Regions from separate parts of the Mus musculus genome. Here region 1 is linked to region 2. The links are chromatin loops, found by intact Hi-C in ENCODE. Cell type or tissue: left cerebral cortex. All regions are shown on one strand. Links, peaks and the distances in the headings refer to the core of each region. The heading gives the core; the rest is flanking DNA.

The links. A loop is a pair of places that touch in the nucleus more often than their neighbours do. Peaks named below come from ENCODE experiments on the same cell type or tissue, not always from the same donor. Only the 100,000 strongest peaks of a DNase experiment are listed, where the experiment ranks them.
Region 1: a loop joins it to region 2, with 2.2 times the contacts of the local background. A loop is called at or near these places in 3 of 42 quality-filtered maps.

What each region holds. Positions count from the first base shown.
Region 1 is chr7:44,705,883-44,714,213 of GRCm38, forward strand. Izumo2 (IZUMO family member 2) reads left to right here and starts at 2,848. Exons shown (of 7, transcript NM_001368390.1): 1 at 2,848-3,092; 2 at 3,174-3,248; 3 at 4,373-4,459; 4 at 4,629-4,649; 5 at 7,116-7,196. The coding sequence starts at 2,861. In left cerebral cortex, for the core only: a CTCF peak has its summit at 4,176 (motif pointing right); no DNase peak of the experiment used is centred there.
Region 2 is chr7:44,782,989-44,791,319 of GRCm38, forward strand. It overlaps Gm29791 (a long non-coding RNA gene), which reads right to left and starts at 8,090. Exons shown (of 6, transcript XR_391426.3): 1 at 8,079-8,090; 2 at 7,760-7,886; 3 at 7,404-7,659; 4 at 7,213-7,330; 5 at 6,336-6,421; 6 at 5,672-5,876. In left cerebral cortex, for the core only: no CTCF peak of the experiment used is centred there; no DNase peak of the experiment used is centred there.

The DNA of each region.
Region 1 (8,331 bases), core at 39-8,038, 77 kb before region 2:
TCTCTGAGTTCGAGGCCAGCCTGGTCTACAGAGTGAGTTCCAGGACAGCCAAGGCTACACAGAGAAACCCTGTCTCGAAAAAAAAAAAAAAAAAGCAAAACAAAACAAAAATGAGTAGTTTTTAAAACTCAAACATGTAACATTAGTTCTCAGAATTACTTAAATATGTCCTGTTCGAAACATTGCTATTGCAATCATTAGGTGCACACAGTAGCCAGCAGAGGGATTGTCATAGCTACTTTGTTGCCTTTGAGTCAACAGTTCTCTGTGTTCTCAGGACAGGATGTCAGGATGTCACTGCACTGTCATGAAAACTTGTAACATTCTCACTTGAAGTAGATTCACATATTCCAAGTGTCCTAAACCAAGTTTTATAACACAGAATTTAAATCTACTTTTTTAAAAAAATTATTTTTAAGACTGGGCAGTGGTGACACATGCCTTAAATCCTAGTACTTGGGAGGCAGAGGCAAGCAGGTCTCTGAGTTCAAGGCCAGCCTGGTCTACAGACCTAGTTCCAGAACAGCCAAGGCTATACAGAGAAACCTTGTCTCAAAAAGACCAAAAAAAATATTTTTTAAAAAAATTATGAGTAGATGCACATGGATGTAGTGCCCAGAAAAACCAGAAGAGGGCATCAGACCCCTGCAACTAGAGCTGCCATGTGGTGCTGGGAACCAAATTCAGATTCCTATGCAAGAACATCTATTGCTTTTTTTTAATCCTCTCATATATTACATCCAGACTACAGTTTCCCCTCCCTTCTGTCAGTCCTCCACACCACCACCCCTTCTCCCACAGATCCACTCCTCCTCTGTTTTCCTTCAGAAAAGGGCAAGCCTCCCAGGGACATCAACTAATCTTAGCATATCACGTTTTGATAAGACTAGACACTCTCCTAAGGTCCTAAAAGCAGGCAAAGGAGTCAGGCTCCCAGCTGGTGCTATTAACCACACTCAGTGCTAAGCACTTTTTAAATTACATGTTTATTGGGGGAGGAGCACGTGCCATGGTGAATGTGTGTTCAGAGAATCACATTGGAGAGTCAATTCTGCCCTTCCACAGTGTGGGTCCTGGGAATCGAACTCAGGTCCTCATGCTTAAGTGTTGTAAATCAGGTGGCTCCCTCAGCCTGACTTTTAGCCACTCAGCTCCAGCAGCTTAAGTCATCACCTGCCCCTCTGCCAGGGGCAGCCCATCTCCTCTGTTGCTACAAGCTGCTTACTGCTTACGTTTCAGTGGGATGTGCACACCCTTTGAAAGGTCTCTCTCAGCATCATGTCTCTCTCTGTGTCTCTTCTCTGTTTCCCAGTCTCTCTGTCTCTCAGTCTCTGTCTCTCTCTGTCTCTCTGTCTCTCTGTCAGTCTGTCTGAATCTCTCTGTCCAACTTCTAGAGATCCCTTCCCTCCCCCACTCACCCATAATAGCATTCTTGCCTTAGATCTACTGTGTGGTGTGATCTCTTAGTGGCACAGCTTGTCCCAGACCTTTCTCTGCTTAGCCTAACATTGAAGACCTGCTGAGCCATCGCACTGGCTCCTTGAACTTTTAAAATTGGACTTACAATTAGATAATCACCACTATCAGGAGGTTGAGACCGGAGGATTGGGAGTTCAATGTCATCCTTCGATAAATATAAAGTTCAAGGCCAGCCTGGGCTGTGTGACACACTCTTAGAAGAGAAATAGGGAGAGGGAGGGCTGGAGAAAGGAAGAAGAGAAAGAGAAACCGGGTGTGGACCTGGGAGTATTTGGGGCGATGAATAGGATCAAAATGCATTGTATGTGTCTGTGAAATTCTCAAAAATTATTTTTTTAAAAAACTATTCTTCCAGTCATGGTGGCGCACGCCTTTAATCCCAGCACTCGGGAGACAGGCAGATTTCTGAGTTCGAGGCCAGTCTGGTCTACAGAGTGAGTTCCAGGACAGCCAGGGCTATACAGAGAAACCCTGTCTCAAAAAAAAAAAAAAAAAAAAAACCTATTCCAAGACAAGGTCTTATTATGTAGCTCTGGCTGTCCTAGCATTCACTAATATTGAAAGAACCTAGTGGGGAAACCCCCACTCAACTCCCGATTCTGTGTGCACCCAAGAATCACCAACAGAACACAACACCTTGATGTAACAACACGAGGTATTTTAATGGCGGAGCGTCGGGTCGAAACGTATCTCACACAGGAGACAGTGGATTCGACCACGAGGCTTGGAAGCTAGGGGTTTTTATAGAAAAGGAGTGGGGCTGGGGGAGGAATTGGCACGGTTTCACATGATTGGTCCATTTAAACATCAGCAGCCTGTTAACATTTAACTTAGGTCAGAGGGGTGGGAGATAGGGAGGGGACGGGCCTGTCCCGGCATGTCCTGGTCTGTTCTGCTATGTTCTCAGCCCCAGGTTTCAAAGCTCACAAACAACTCTTTGGGCTATTTGACATACATTACATGAATCACAGGTCTCAAGTTTTATTTCCTTTCAATATAGACCAGGCTGGCCTAGAACTAACAGAGATCTGCCTGTCTCTGCCTCCAGAGTGCTGGGATTAAAGACGTACCTGGCTTCGAAAATTAGTAAGATGTTGTAAGAGAGAAAGAGGAAAAAAGAAAGAAACGTGAGGAAGAAGGAAAGCAAGAAAGTCTGTTGAATTAGTAAATTTAGCCTACAGTAAGGCAGGACACTTCAGTCTTTCTCAGCCAGGCTTTAGGGGTTGGAGGAGGGCAGGGTGGGGGTGGAGGGGGTGGGGGTGGGGGATGGGGGTTAGAACAGCACCCAACAGGTGTTCAATAAATATGTTAACTACCTGGATTCCAGAGCTACACTCGGAGTGTTCTGAGGTCGCCCCTGTGAGGTCACAAAGTCCCCACCATGCCTTTGGCCTTGGCCCTGGTGCTTTTGTGTGGCCTGGGCGGCCCCGGGGCATGGGGCTGCCTGCAGTGCGACCAGTCAGTGCTACTGGAGCTCAGGCAGTTGCGTGATGCCATCGTCACCAAGCGCTTCCATCTGGAAGGGCTGCAGGCGCGCGCGCAGGCCCTGCTGTTGAGCATGGAGGGGCCTTTCTTCAGGGACTATGCAATGAACGCTTTCGTGGGGAAAGTGGGTGTGTACTTGGGTGCGTAGGGAAGAGGCCCGGGGAGCTGTGGGCCTTCTGACCTGACAGGGCCTCCCTTCTGGTCTGCAGTCGTGGATCAACTGGAAAAAGTGGCGACATCCTTCAAGAACCAAGCCCAGTATATAAAGGCTAACTCTAAGACAGGTGGGAGACCCTTGAGCCACCCCCTGGCCTTCCTTTCTGCATCCGAGCTTCTCCTCTGGGCGGGCATGTGTCCTTTGCTGTGACAGCTAGGCAGAATTTTGAGAAAGGGTTGAGAGGGAGAAAAGCTGAGGTTCAAAGAAGTCAGGTGACCTGTCCAAAGTCACACAGAGTTGACGATGTATGCGGGACACTCCCATCTCTATAATGCCCATCACTAGGTGTGGCCAGCCACACACTTCTGTCTTCTTGTGTTTCTCAAACACTGTGATTTTTATAAACGGGGTGTTTTTGGCATTGTCTTGCTGAAAGACTACATTTCCCAGCTTTCTTTGCAGACTACAGCAATCATTTCAATGGGATAAGGGGTGACTTCTTCCTCTGGAGGCATTCTGGCCATCTACTTCTTTGCGGTGAATAAGCACGGTCCCATCTAAGGTTGGACCAAGCCTTTCTTTCTGTCTCTCTACAGCTGTCTTTTAAAAAAATATAATAATCTAACATTTGTAATAACCTTCCACCAGTGAGTAAACCCGTGGCCTGTCATCCTAGTAACTCAGGAAGCTGAGGCAAGAGGACCATGACTTTGAATCCCTCTAATTAGTTAGAGTTCAAAGCCAGCCTCAAAGCTCTAGGTGCCAGGATTCACGGGAACCAGCCGTTATTCAAGCACAAACAAGTCTGCACACACATTTTGAGTCTCAAACACTTGGGAGCCTTCCAGAATTCAGACTCTTTCTGGACAGTCAGGTCATTTTTGCAAAGAACCGAAATGAAAACCTCTAAAATCTGGAGCACTTAAAAATTCTTAAAATTTTATGTGTATAAGTGTTTTGGGGTTTTGGGGTTTGTTTTTTTTGTTTGTTTGTTTGTTTCTGCATGTATTATATGCCATTTGTGCATGCAGTACCTGTGGGTGTCAGAAGAGGGCATCAGATTCCCCTGGAACTGGAGTTCCAGGTGTTTGTGAGCCACCGTGTAGGAGCTGGAAACTGAATCTACGTTCTTTACAAGAGCAGCCAGTGCTCTTAAGCACTGAGCCACCTCTGTAGCCCAGTCCGACAATTCTGTAAGTGGCTGGAGGTTTGATGAGGACCTGCACTGAAGAGCATCTCTTCCTTCCTCAGACGTTCCTCTGCTGGAAGAGCTGGTGAGCTTCAGGGAACATGCCATCAAGGAACTAAAGGGAGCATTAAGAGACTATGAAATGAAAGGTGCCGCCCCTTCTCCCCCACCCAGTTCTTTCCCTCCTAATAGCACTCCTGGGACCCCCAGCATCACCATCTTGCCAGATTTCCCCCTTCTCTCCCTTGATCCCTTCCCAATTCAATTCTCAAGCTGCCATGTCTGCACGTCACTCATATCAGCTCTCTTCTCTTTCAGCCTGTGACCACAAAACTTGTCGTGAGTTCTAATTTTCCTACCCACCCCGCACCCACACCTATTCCCCATTCCTCCCAAATCAAACCTCAATGCCCTACTCACTTTACCACAAAACCATGAACCCCTGGTCATCAAGGGAGGGTGGTTTGTTGTGAGTGCATGCATGTGCATGTGTGTGCTCACATGCTTGTATGCATGAATGTGTAAGCACATGTGTGCATGCATGGGGTCATGCGTGTACACATGCATGTATGTGTGTTCATGTGCATGCACGAGCATGTGTGTATTTGTTTGTGCACGAATGTGTGTATGTGCCTTCCTATGTGTATTGCATATATGTGTATCTGTGCATGCACAAGTGTGTGTATATGTGTGCGTGTGTGTGCATGCATGTGTGTATGTGCACATATATGTGTGTACATGTATGTGTGTTGCATGAGCAGATGACTGTGAACTACAAGTGGGGCTGGGATCTGAGAATTAGTAAAGGTTTTGAGTTATTGAGGCATTTCTTCAGCCCCACCCTGGTTTCTGAGCTAGGGTCTCGTGGTGTCATGAAGGTCACTGACTAGGCTGGCTGCCCAGTGAGCCCCTGGGATCCCTCTGCCTCGTTCTCAGAGCTTTGACTACACACACTGCCACCTCGAACTCTTCCGTTCTAAGGAGTGAACTTGAGTCTTCATGCTTACAAGGCAGCCATCTTATCCACTGAGCTATCTCTGCCTCACTCCTCCCACCCCAATTGCCTTTGCTTCTTCTTTTTTGACACAAGGTCTCTCTCTCTCTCTCTCTCTCTCTCTCTCTCTCTCTCTCTCTCTCTCTCTCTCTCTCTCTCTCTGTAACCCATGCTGACCCGGAACTCATGGCAGTCCTCTTACCTCACCCTCAACAGTGCTGGTATTTCATGAGTCACCAAGACAACCTCAGGATTTGTGTTGGGTTGGTTGGTTTGTTTGTTTGTTTGTTTGTTTGTTTGAGACAGGGTTTCAGTAGCTTTGGCTGTCCTGAACTCACTCGGTAGACCAGGCTGGCCTCGAATTCACAACGATCCTCTTGTTTCTGTCTCCAGAGTGCTGGGATTACAGGTGTGCACCATCACCCCCTGCTTGTCATTTTGTTTGTTTGTTTTACATTTTATGTTATTAGAGTGTGTGTGTGTGTGTGTACAGCACACATGTGGAGGTCAGAGAATAACTTGGCTCTCTCCGTCTTCCCTGTGGGTCCCGGGGATTAAACGCAGGTCACCAGTCTTGTTGGCAAACACCTTCACCAGCTGTACCATCTCTCTGGCTCCTAAAGATTTGCTTTTTGAGGACTCATGAAAATGATTACAGCCTTTGAGCCGGGGCCTCCGGAACTCTGTAACTGCGGGTACCACTGGGTCTGTGGCATTTATCCTGGCCTCTGAGACTCGGGAACCACACAGAGAGTTTGGTGGCCTGGAATGATACCCAACACAGTTTTCATCTTCCTTTGATTCAGTAGAGGGCACGAGGGTGTAACTCACTGCAAAGGGATCCTGGGAAATATCTTCCCGGCTGCACAGGAAGAGGAGGAGTCAGGTGAGGCTGCATCCTGCACCGTGCCCACCTTTGTCAGAGGAGGCTCCAGGACCAAAAGTAGCAGATCTAAAAATTAGTAAATGTCGAGACCAATGAGGTGGCTCAGAGGGTAAAGCTGTTTGCTTTAAAAACAAAACAAACAAAACAAAACAAAACAAAGCAACAACAACAAAAAAAACTTGACAACCTGAGTTCTGTCCCACATGATTGGAAGACAGACTTCCACATTGTTCTCTGGCCTCCATTCACGTACATCTGTGTGAATGAACACACACCAGAAATACATACAATGTTAAATGACAGCAACAAAGAATATTTGGTTAAGTGTCTACAAAGAGGAAGAGGCATGGGGGCCCAGGTCTACCATAGAAGCTACTGACGGAGGCTGAGGCAAGAGAATCACAAGTTTAAGGACAACTTGAGTGAGCAAAATCCTGTCTCAGGATTTAAAAAAAAGTGGACTTGCAATGTAGACCAATGGTAAAGCCTCTACCTAGAACCCCCAGTGGAGGGATGACATGTGTCTCAGTGATAGAGCCCCCACCTAGAATCCCCCAGTGAGGGGTGGGGCGTGGCTCAGTGGTAGAGCCCCTGCCTAGAATCCCCCAGTGAGGGGTGGGGGCGTGGCTCAGTGGTAGAGCACCTGTCTAATACTCAAGACTCTGAGTTTAACCCTTAGCACACACTACCCTAAATATTCTGTGATCAGAACATTCAGTCACCTGGCCTATGGAAATTCCATTTAGTCTTTCAAAAACCATTTCTCACATGAACGGCATTTGTTCCACCGGCTGTGCTGGGTAGCAGCTCCTGCAACCCTCAGAGGTCCAGGGACCCCACCTCCTTTTCCCCTTGTTCCCCCCGCCCTGTTCTTGCCAGTTCTTGGGGTTTGCTTTTCTCCACGTCTCCCTCTCACCCTGCCCAGACTCGTTCAAAGCGGAGGTCCTGGACTGTTTATATTGCAAGAAAACCATGCCCAAGTGCGTCAAGAAAAAGTACTGCTTTGGTAAGCTGCGGGTTTGGAAAAGCCAGGGGTACATAGGAGAGAGAGCCATGCTCCTGCAGCATGGTTTCAAGGCTCCCCACAGTCTTTGTTTCTGTAGAGTCCTGTTTCAACGTTCCCCACAAGCACTTGGGAAGCTGAGGCAGGAGGATCTGTAGTTCAAGGCTAGCCTGAGCTACAGAGTTATCACTCGGGGATTGGGTAGTAAGGGAGAGAAGTAGATTCCTGAAGCTCAGTGGCCAGCCTGGATGAATTTGTAAGAATTCAGTGAGACACCCTGCACCAAAATCAGGGTGGAGAGGGATTAAAGAAGACACCTAACCTCTGGCACAAACAAAAACACTTACACATACAGACACACACACATACAGACACACACAGGCAGACAGAGACACAGACAGACAGACAGACACATACACACATTTAAAAGATGCTCTCTCAGAAAACAAGGTTTATGTTTGGATATTCTCGTGTGTGAAAAGCATGGAAAGACCAACTCAGTCACTCAAACGTTCTATGCCCACCCATATCCTGATAGCAGAGTGGATGGTGCAGACCCACCCTCCCGGCAACCGCTCTGCTGTTCCTACTCTATCATGGCTCCCCTCCCTCTCTTCAGATCTCAGGGCTCATGTTACATTGAGCTGCAATGTTTTTCCACCTGTGTTTCACTCATTTTAGTCTTTGCAGTATAATTTATTCTATTTTTAACAATTTATTTTTACTGGCGTTACAGTTGTGCTCTACATCCAGATCTGCCAGCAGCAGGAAGGGAGAGAGACTCTGAGCTTTGAACGGACTTTTTGAATCCTCAAAGCCCACCTCCAGTGACACACTCCTGGAAGGATGTCACACCTCCTATTCCTTTCAAACAGTGCCACTCTGTGGTGACCAAGTATTTTATGAGCCTGTGGGGACCATTCTCACTCAGACACCACGGTCTTTAAGAAAGAACCACGGCTATCTGCTTCTCCCACACAGTACGCGTAGCTCTAAGGACATTGTCTCCTCTTACCACAATGGTCTCTTGATAACAGAGAAGTTCCCTGTGTGTGCGTGTGGCCTGTGTGAACATGTGGCTGCGGAGAGGAAGATGCACCAGGCATCCCCTCTGTGTCTCCCCAACATGCTCCCTTGA
Region 2 (8,331 bases), core at 310-8,309:
TGTGGCACCTTGGACCAAAGTGGTTTGATTTTTCATAGGTCCAAGGGGCTTCTGGAGGACCAGGTGATGTGCCCCAGTATCAACAAGAAAGTTTACCGTATGTCCCCCCCACTGTTAAAGTTATCCAAGGCTCGGGAGGGGACTTGGAGCCCTGACAGCCTCAGTCTGGCAGTTCCACAACAGCCTTAGGCTCCTGTTTCTGTCTTATTTCCTGGGAGCATTTGTTCTTCCAACGGCCCATTTCCTTACAGTAGGCACATTGATTTTTCTGAAGCCTTGGATGGGGTTGAGACTGCTCAAATTTGTTGCTCTTTCCCTTATTATGTAGGGGTCTTCTAGGACCATGACCCTTTGTAAAACCTTCTTGAGGTTTATGGGTTGCAGTAAGAGTTTTTGCCAGTTTCTTAGTTTGTCTGTCTTCTTGGCTTTCCCTATTACTAAAAGTCTTTTGAGCAGTCTCCATTAAATCAGACAAATTCTTACCTTTGAAGCCTTTAATTGTCTGAATCTAATGAATGTCAGGAGCCAATCGACCCACAAGGCCACATTGATAGCTCGCTGGTTCTCCCGTGCCTCAGGATCAATCAAAATGTAAGTGTGGTAGGTAGGCAGCCAGGAAGGCAGCCAGGGATTCCATGGGACCCTGTAGTACCTGACTTACCCTAGATAAAGAGACCCTCTCACCCATAAGAATCTGGCAATAGCTCCTAAGGGCCTCCTTACCTTCATTGGCATTAGGGTTCCAGGTGGGGCTGACTGGAGAAAAGCAGCCTCGGGGACTGCAGGATCCTCTGTAAATCTACCCTTTCCCTGGGAACAAGTTTACAGGCCTCCCACCCAACGCGGTTCCTTTCCTCTGTGGTGAAGAGGCTCTGGAGGGGTTGTTGAATATCGACCCAGATGTGTTGCTGAACCCAATAAGCATTATTTAAATCTGCCCCGCTGGCAGTTGTGCATTCCCCCTACCCGCCCCGATGTTCTGGGTTCCTAAATGAAAGACATATACACTCGCAGCCTTATATTTTAATATGCCTTTAACAGCTCAGTGGTTGGGCCACTTCTTAACCTCTATGTGGCTAACACACTTCCCTCCCATATTGCTGAACTATTACTTACTCAAATCTCTAATCTATTCTTGCTGCTCCAGACCCAGACATGTAGCCCTCCAGGGCCACGATCCCTGGCTCTTACATGGTCATGATGGCTATGCCCTCTCTTCTGCACCTCTCAGGCCTGGTGTCTCCTTCTTCCCTGGCATGGTGGCTATCTCCTTTCTCCTCCCTCGGTCCCTTGCCCAGGAATCCTAAAAGTCCGACCTCTCCCTGCCCAGCCATTGGCTGCTGACGACTTTATTTACCAATCAGGACCAACCTCAGCGCTTTACATGCAGACATGCAGATTCTCCTGCAGTTTGGGGAACCCAATTAACATAATACAAGCATTAGACCAAACCACAACACAAGTGGGCTGGCAGGTATAAAAAATAGTCTCCAAGAGGGATATTTGAGTGTAATTTTAATTTTTGTTTTGTTTTTTTTTTGTTTGTTTTTCGAGACAGGGTTTCTCTGCGTAGCCCTGGCTGTCCTGGAACTCACTCTGTAGACCAGGCTGGCCTCGAACTCAGAAATCCACCTGCCTCTGCCTCCCAAGTGCTGGGATTAAAGGCGTGTGCCACCACGCCCGGCTTTAATTTTTTAATTAAAATTATTTTTAATCTTAAATTTTATTTTAATTTAAATTTATTTTTAATGATGGTTCTTAAACATTTTAACCTTTCTTGTAATCCACCATCCACTAGAGGTAGTGGGAAAGAAAGGACCCGGGCAAGTGGACCTGTTTAGAAAGGTTCTTTGGAAACTTTATATGCCCCAGTACAGGGGAACGACAGGGCCAAAAAATGGGAATGGGTGGGTAGGGGAGTGGGGGGGGGAGGGTGGGGGGGACTTTTGGGATAGCATTGGAAATGTAATTGAGGAAAATACGTAATAAAAAAAAAAGAAGTGGGAGTGGGTGGGTAGGGGAGTAGGGTGGGGGGAGGATATAGGGGACTTTCAGGATAGCATTTGAAATGTAAATGAAGAAAATATCTAATAAAATAAAATTTAAAAAGAAAAAAAAAAAGAAAGGTTCTTTGGAGCAACTCCTGTCTATGTTGTCTGGAAATTGGCAGTTCACAAGTTAACAGGTAGCGGCAGCTTGATCTACTCAAAAACACCTCATGAACACACCTGCAGTCTAATTCAGTAGAGTCAGGTTAGCAACAGCAGTGACATGACCTAGCAGAGATGGCCTCAGCCTCTGCTTGAGTCAGCAGGAGGGACCAACAAGAACACCAGGAGTTCTCAGCTGTGCCTCTCTCAGGGAAGCAAAGATCAGCGAAGACACAAGACCCACAGATGTAACACAGCTAGCTGTACCAGCAAGCCAAGCTCTCTCTCCGTCACTCCATGGAGGCCTAATTATACCCTCTGCCCATCACATATCCTCTTTGTGCCTTGCCTCAACACGGATCTTACCTTACTTAGCATGTGTATATAATCAGCCCAAGTCCTTTGAACCCACAACAAGCTGTAGTACACCACCAGTAGTTTTTTGTTGTGTTTTTCTCTATGGCATCCCAACAAATTTAGCTCAACTATGCAAGGTAAGGAGGACCTATACATGTGTGTCATTAGTAAAGAACCCTTCATCACATGGGACAATCCTCTTCTACTCTCCACATTTCTCTTGAGGCAATTTTGTGCTATTTCCAGTATATTTCCAGTATACCCTTGCATGTGCTTGCTTTCGCAGAACATCCTCTCTCCTGTGTCTGCTTCAGTGAAACATGGCTTCTCGAGTCTGCCTGACTCCTGTATCCACTTTAAGGAACCATTCCTTCACACGTTTGCCCCAGAAAAACACTATCCAGCTGACTTTCCAAAGAACCCTCAGGTTTTCACCTCATTAGAGCTTGAGGTTTGTCAGAGAAAAGGTGGATTCTGAGCTTTCCAGTTGTAGATCTTGCCCGTGGAGAGAGGCTTATAGACCAGAAAGGGCATCTCTCCTCCCACGTTGGGGGCAGTGGCGAGTAAAGGAAAAGCCCCTGTCGAGGGACTGAAATGGACCCCTGATCCATCAGGTATGGGGCAGGGTAGCTATGACAGATACAGGTACTTGAAGAGGAGGAAAAAGAGGAAGACAGGTGAGGAAGAAGCAGAAGGAGCTGTGGTTCCAGGTGTTGCAGTTGCTGTGACATCAGGGATGTGGCATATCATTTTCCTCAGGTAGAGAGAGAATGGGAGGTGGGCAATAAGTGGAGGGCTTAGAAGGCATAGGTAAAAGAACAAGCAAGGTGGAGATAATAGCCGTTTCCTCTGCCTAGTTGTGGCAGGCGAGGGGCTCAACCCAGATACTGGCAGGCAGGGACAGAATCTGATAGGAGTGAAGCAGACAGTGAAGAGCAATATCTTGAATGGAAAGGAGATGAGGTACCTCACAGGACCCCTCGAGGGGCCAGCCTGTGCCAAAGGACGGGTTGGCTGCTTTCTGAAAATACTGGAAATAGCACAAAATTGCCTCAAGAGAAATGTGGAGAGTAGAAGAGGATTGTCCCATGATAGAAATGGACATTATGTAAAGAATAACAGGGCCAGCAAACAACCTGAAAGCAAACAACAGACACTCGCAGGACAGATTTTCAAAAACAGAAGACAGACAGACAGCTGTGCATCAGGGTCAGGAGAGAGCTGGAAATTCAAAGGAGTAAGATGGTAAGTTGTCCTCTTCACCTAAAGAGGATTTTCTGTGTCCCCTAGGCTCAAAGAGCAAAAACTGTATCCAGTGTCTCTTATGAGCTTTTCCAGAGGTCTAGACCAAAACCTGAAAATCAGAAACAGATCTGAGCAGGTACAGGACACATAACTTCCTCACAGAGGAAGGGAGCTGGCAGCCTTTCTAGCTTTCAATAATAGTTGAGAGGCAGTCTGGGATTAGCCACACACTGACCACTCAGACATTAGTCTCAGATATGATGAAAATGTATTGAACACTGATTCAGACTGATTGATCAGGACCACAAAAAGGACTCGAGAACCTAATTTTGTGGTACCAACCTGTTTCCAGGCTTTTCCTCCAGGGACCCAGAAGTTCCACCTAAACCTTCCACCCAGCAATTGGCCCATGGCTTCCTTACTGACAGATCAAGAACCAATTGGGGAACAGGACCTTAGCATCAGCCCCACTCCAACAGCTAACCCTTTTGGTGATTGGTCCTAAGTGAATTAAGTGGGGGAGGGGGTGGGCAGGTAGTGAACAAGTGAACAAGGGAATTTCAGAACATTGAGATAACAGCATAAGTAATACAACCATAACTTTTTGGCTTATTATTAACATTTTTTTAGTGTCAGCTACAGCAATGACTCCTAAAAAGTGGGTAAACTTAATTTTACCTTATGAGCAACATGGAAGCTACATACTAAATGGCTACAGTTATATCAGACAATATCAATATCAAGTTTCAGGACAGCCCAGCCTAAGTAGTGAGAGCCTGTCTTAAAAAAAAAAAAACAAAAAACAAAAAAAAAAAAAAATACAAGCAAGTAAACACTAGAATGCTGATGTTGTCTTCCACTAGTGACTATTTCATTGACAGGGAAACAGCAGGAAGAAGTTGGGTGTGAGCACTGTCAGAGATAGGTGATGTGACTGAAACGGAAGTAAATCCTGGATAAGGCATTGTTAAGGATGTTAAGGCCTGGGAAACTTACCCGTCTAGCCAGCCATTTTGAGCTGTTACTACAGGGAAACTATCTCATGTGCCATAATTGCTGTTGCTAGGAAACTTTCTCATGCCCAAGTTGATTGCAAATTCTGTTATGTTCTGTGGGTTGGTGTTCTTAGACACCAAACACAATAGAGGTCAGTTAGAACTGCTTTGTATAGGTAGCCATAATTAGCTTGCACCTGAACCAACTGCCCAGCGCCACTTCCTGCGCCTACTCATGAGCTTTTATGGTATTTGCTTCTATAAGCTGCCTTTGGGATGGACCCCAACATAAGAGAGATACCTGCACCAATATAAGAAACTATTTGGAGTAAAATGTCTGTTTTGAGTAAGGGTCAAATAAAGTTTAAAATCCCCAAGACCTCCCTGGGAACTGACACTCTGCTTGGCAGGGAGAGACATGTACAGGGGTAACCGACATCCTGGTTGGCAAGTTAAGACATGTTAGGCAAGGCAAGTCCCCCACCACAGTTACATAACCCAACCAATGAGAACAGGATAAGTATACAACAAAGACATGATCCTAAGAAAGTCCCCTATCCCAGAGTCCTGGTTGATGGAATAAATTGGCACAGATGTTCGTGAATTTCAGACTTAAAAGCTCTATAAAATTCTGGCTACGGGTCCCAAGTCTGAACTGTGTGTCCCTGATTGATCGGTCTTAGGGTGTGTATTCAATAAACCACTGTTTGACTGAGATCTGTATCTGAGTGTTTTGTGCGGTACTTCCCAGACCCCAGCAAAGAACATGTCACCATGGATATGGAATTCAGAAAGAGCTGTGCAGTTTTAATACGTGGAAGTTTTCAGAGAGCAAAGAGGATCCTAGGCAAACATCGACACTGGACATTTCATCTTCCGTGCATTTATTCCACACACTAGCTGGGTCCTCGTTCATACTTGCACTCATTTGTGTATATTTATTTCATGGTAGTAACGTTGGGTTCTCTGTTGCTGACGGCGAGTTTCATGAAATCTCACACATGTATAGCAGGAGACACTAGCATCCTCACTCAGCAGATAGAGAAGCTGAGGCTTGGGACAACCTGTCTGCAAAGTACACATTGCTGCACCCGGGAGGCCAAGGTGGATGTTCAGGATCCCTCTGACTCTGTGAGGATAGAAACAAGTCTCCATGAGTTTGGGTCTGAAGGGACTGACACGTGGCTGGAGGAGCTCAGATCAGATGGTGGCCAAAGGGTTCCTGCCCACAGTTTGCAGCAGACAGGAAGTATTTGGAGACATTGAAGAGCTCTTGGCTCCAAATATTGCCAAGGGCTGGTGAAGAGAGAGGTCCAGAGGGGAGTACGGAGGTGAAGGGTCAGATGTGAAGTGTAGCCTAGGTGTGGGTGCACAAGCCTTGGGTGGCTTTGGAGTAGGGTGTCCAGCAAGGAGGGAGCTGGACATGAGATGCCTCCAGCCACTGGGCTGGTACAGTGTCTGTGGAACCAGCTGCAGAATCCTCTTAGAAAGGACTTAACTCTGCATCATCTTGAGGGATATCACTGTACCCCTCCTGGGCTGGTACAACCAACTTAGTACAACTGTGGGCAGCAGGGCCTTCACTCACCTTTCAGACAAGCTCCAGGTCAGACAGCATTTCGTTCCTGGCGGTAACCATCTTGGCAGTGAGTGACCACTCTACAGGTCTTCACTCTGAAGGGCAAGGTCAGATTTGTTCAGAACCAGCCAGACCGCTCAGTGTATGGGGGAGGGAGTCAGTGTTGCCCTCACTTAGAAGAGGCAAGAGAGACCAATGAGGCTGGGGAGGTGCAAGGATGTGTTCCTCCAGGGAAGGGGTGACACCTGGACCTTTGTGCTGCCTGGAATCTAGAGCCATCACAGCCCTCCGCTCAGACTCTGTCTTCAGGCTCAGCATTGGCCAGCCCTCCCTGGGCTTTGTGGGGTTCAGTGACTATACTCATCTGAGGAGGATGAGGCAGGCAAAGAGAAACCCGCAAAGAAGCCTCTGTCATGTCAGCCAGCAGGGAGGTTCCCAGAGCTGGGGACTCCTCTGCAGAGCAGCAGGGTGTGAGTGACATAAGTGACACTCCCAGACCCCAGCACCCAGCACCCAGCACCCAGCACCACCGTAGCTTCATTCCTCACCCAGCTGAAGGCAGGGACACTGGCCACCCTTCCTGCCCTGCTCCAGCCCATGTGCCCACCCCCTGCCCCATCCTCCTTCCTTCAGACCTTCCTAATGCTGTGACCCTTTGATACCTCATGTGGTGACCCCCAATCACAAAATTATTTTTGTTGCTACTTCATAACTGTAATTTTGCTCCTGTTATGAATCATAACGTGAATATCTGATATGCAAGATAGCTGATATGGGACCCCAGTGAACAGGTCAGAGGCTGCCTCCTCCCCTCCCCCACCAAAGTGTTGTGGCCCACAGGATGACAACCACTGCTCTAGACCCTGGGTCCCCATAGGCCCCTGACCTGGGACCCTCCCCCAGCCGCCAGCGCAGGGAGGGGGCAGGCCAGGCTCTGGAGGAGCAGTTGCAGTGCAGACCCTCGGCCTCCCAGGAGCAGGAGGGGCTGGACATCTGGGGCAAGTCTGTGGAGGAGGAGGAGAGTGGTCAGCAGCTGGGCCCTCATCACAGATCCCCAGTGTCCCTTTACCTACTCACAGTGCACAGAGGCTCAGAGAGATGCGCTGGGCACCCAGTGGGTTCTGTGCAGCACAGGTGAATTCTCCTTCATGTTCTCTCTGGACCAGAGGCAGCTCCAGTACCCCAGGCTCTGAAGACTGGATTGGGATCAGGGTCTGTGTCACCCAAGCCCAACTCACATTGGCTGGGGGATTGCTATAGGTGACACAGACTAGGCACAGGCTTTGGCCCTCCAGGACTGGGAGGGAGATGGCATTCCTGAGGATTTCCAACACTGGGGGAGAACAGAAGGCAGAGTTGCCAGGTGGCCCATCAACTGGGATGCCTCCCATTCCCCACGCAGATGCCCAGCTTCCTCTGTCCATCGTTTCTACCTGTCCTGTTTGCTTGGGAAACAGTCACTCTCAGGTCCTGTGGGGGATCTGCAATGAAGACAGGGAACTGGCTCCAGACAGGCCAGGGCCTTCTCCCTGGGCAGAACATCCCTCCCAGGGATGGAAGCTGTGGATTGTCGGGTGGGTGCATCACTTACTGAGTCTCCAACACAAGCAGCACAGTGGTCTGACTGTTGTAAGCACAGCTTTGAGAGCTTGGAGCGCTAGGCCTATTTGCAGCTATGTGATTCGGTATGCTGTGTCTCCACCCCACCAGCACTTTCTCTCCAAACCAGGTCCCCTTTCAGGTCACACTCACACAGCACAGAGAGATCCCGGGAAGCCCAGCCCCTAGCCTGTGCTCCACTTGGCAGATGTCCCCAGCTTTCACCTGCAGCAGCTCTGTAGTTCAGGCTCGGCTTCTTCCCTCGGGATGTCTAGATGTCCTGAGCAGATTGGTCAGCAGGATCCTGGGCTGGCAGCTGATGCTGAGGAATGGGGGTGGAGGGGGGTTCTCTGAGGATTTTAGTGTTATAGCTCTTTTAGACAGCATTCAGTGAAACAGCTTGCGC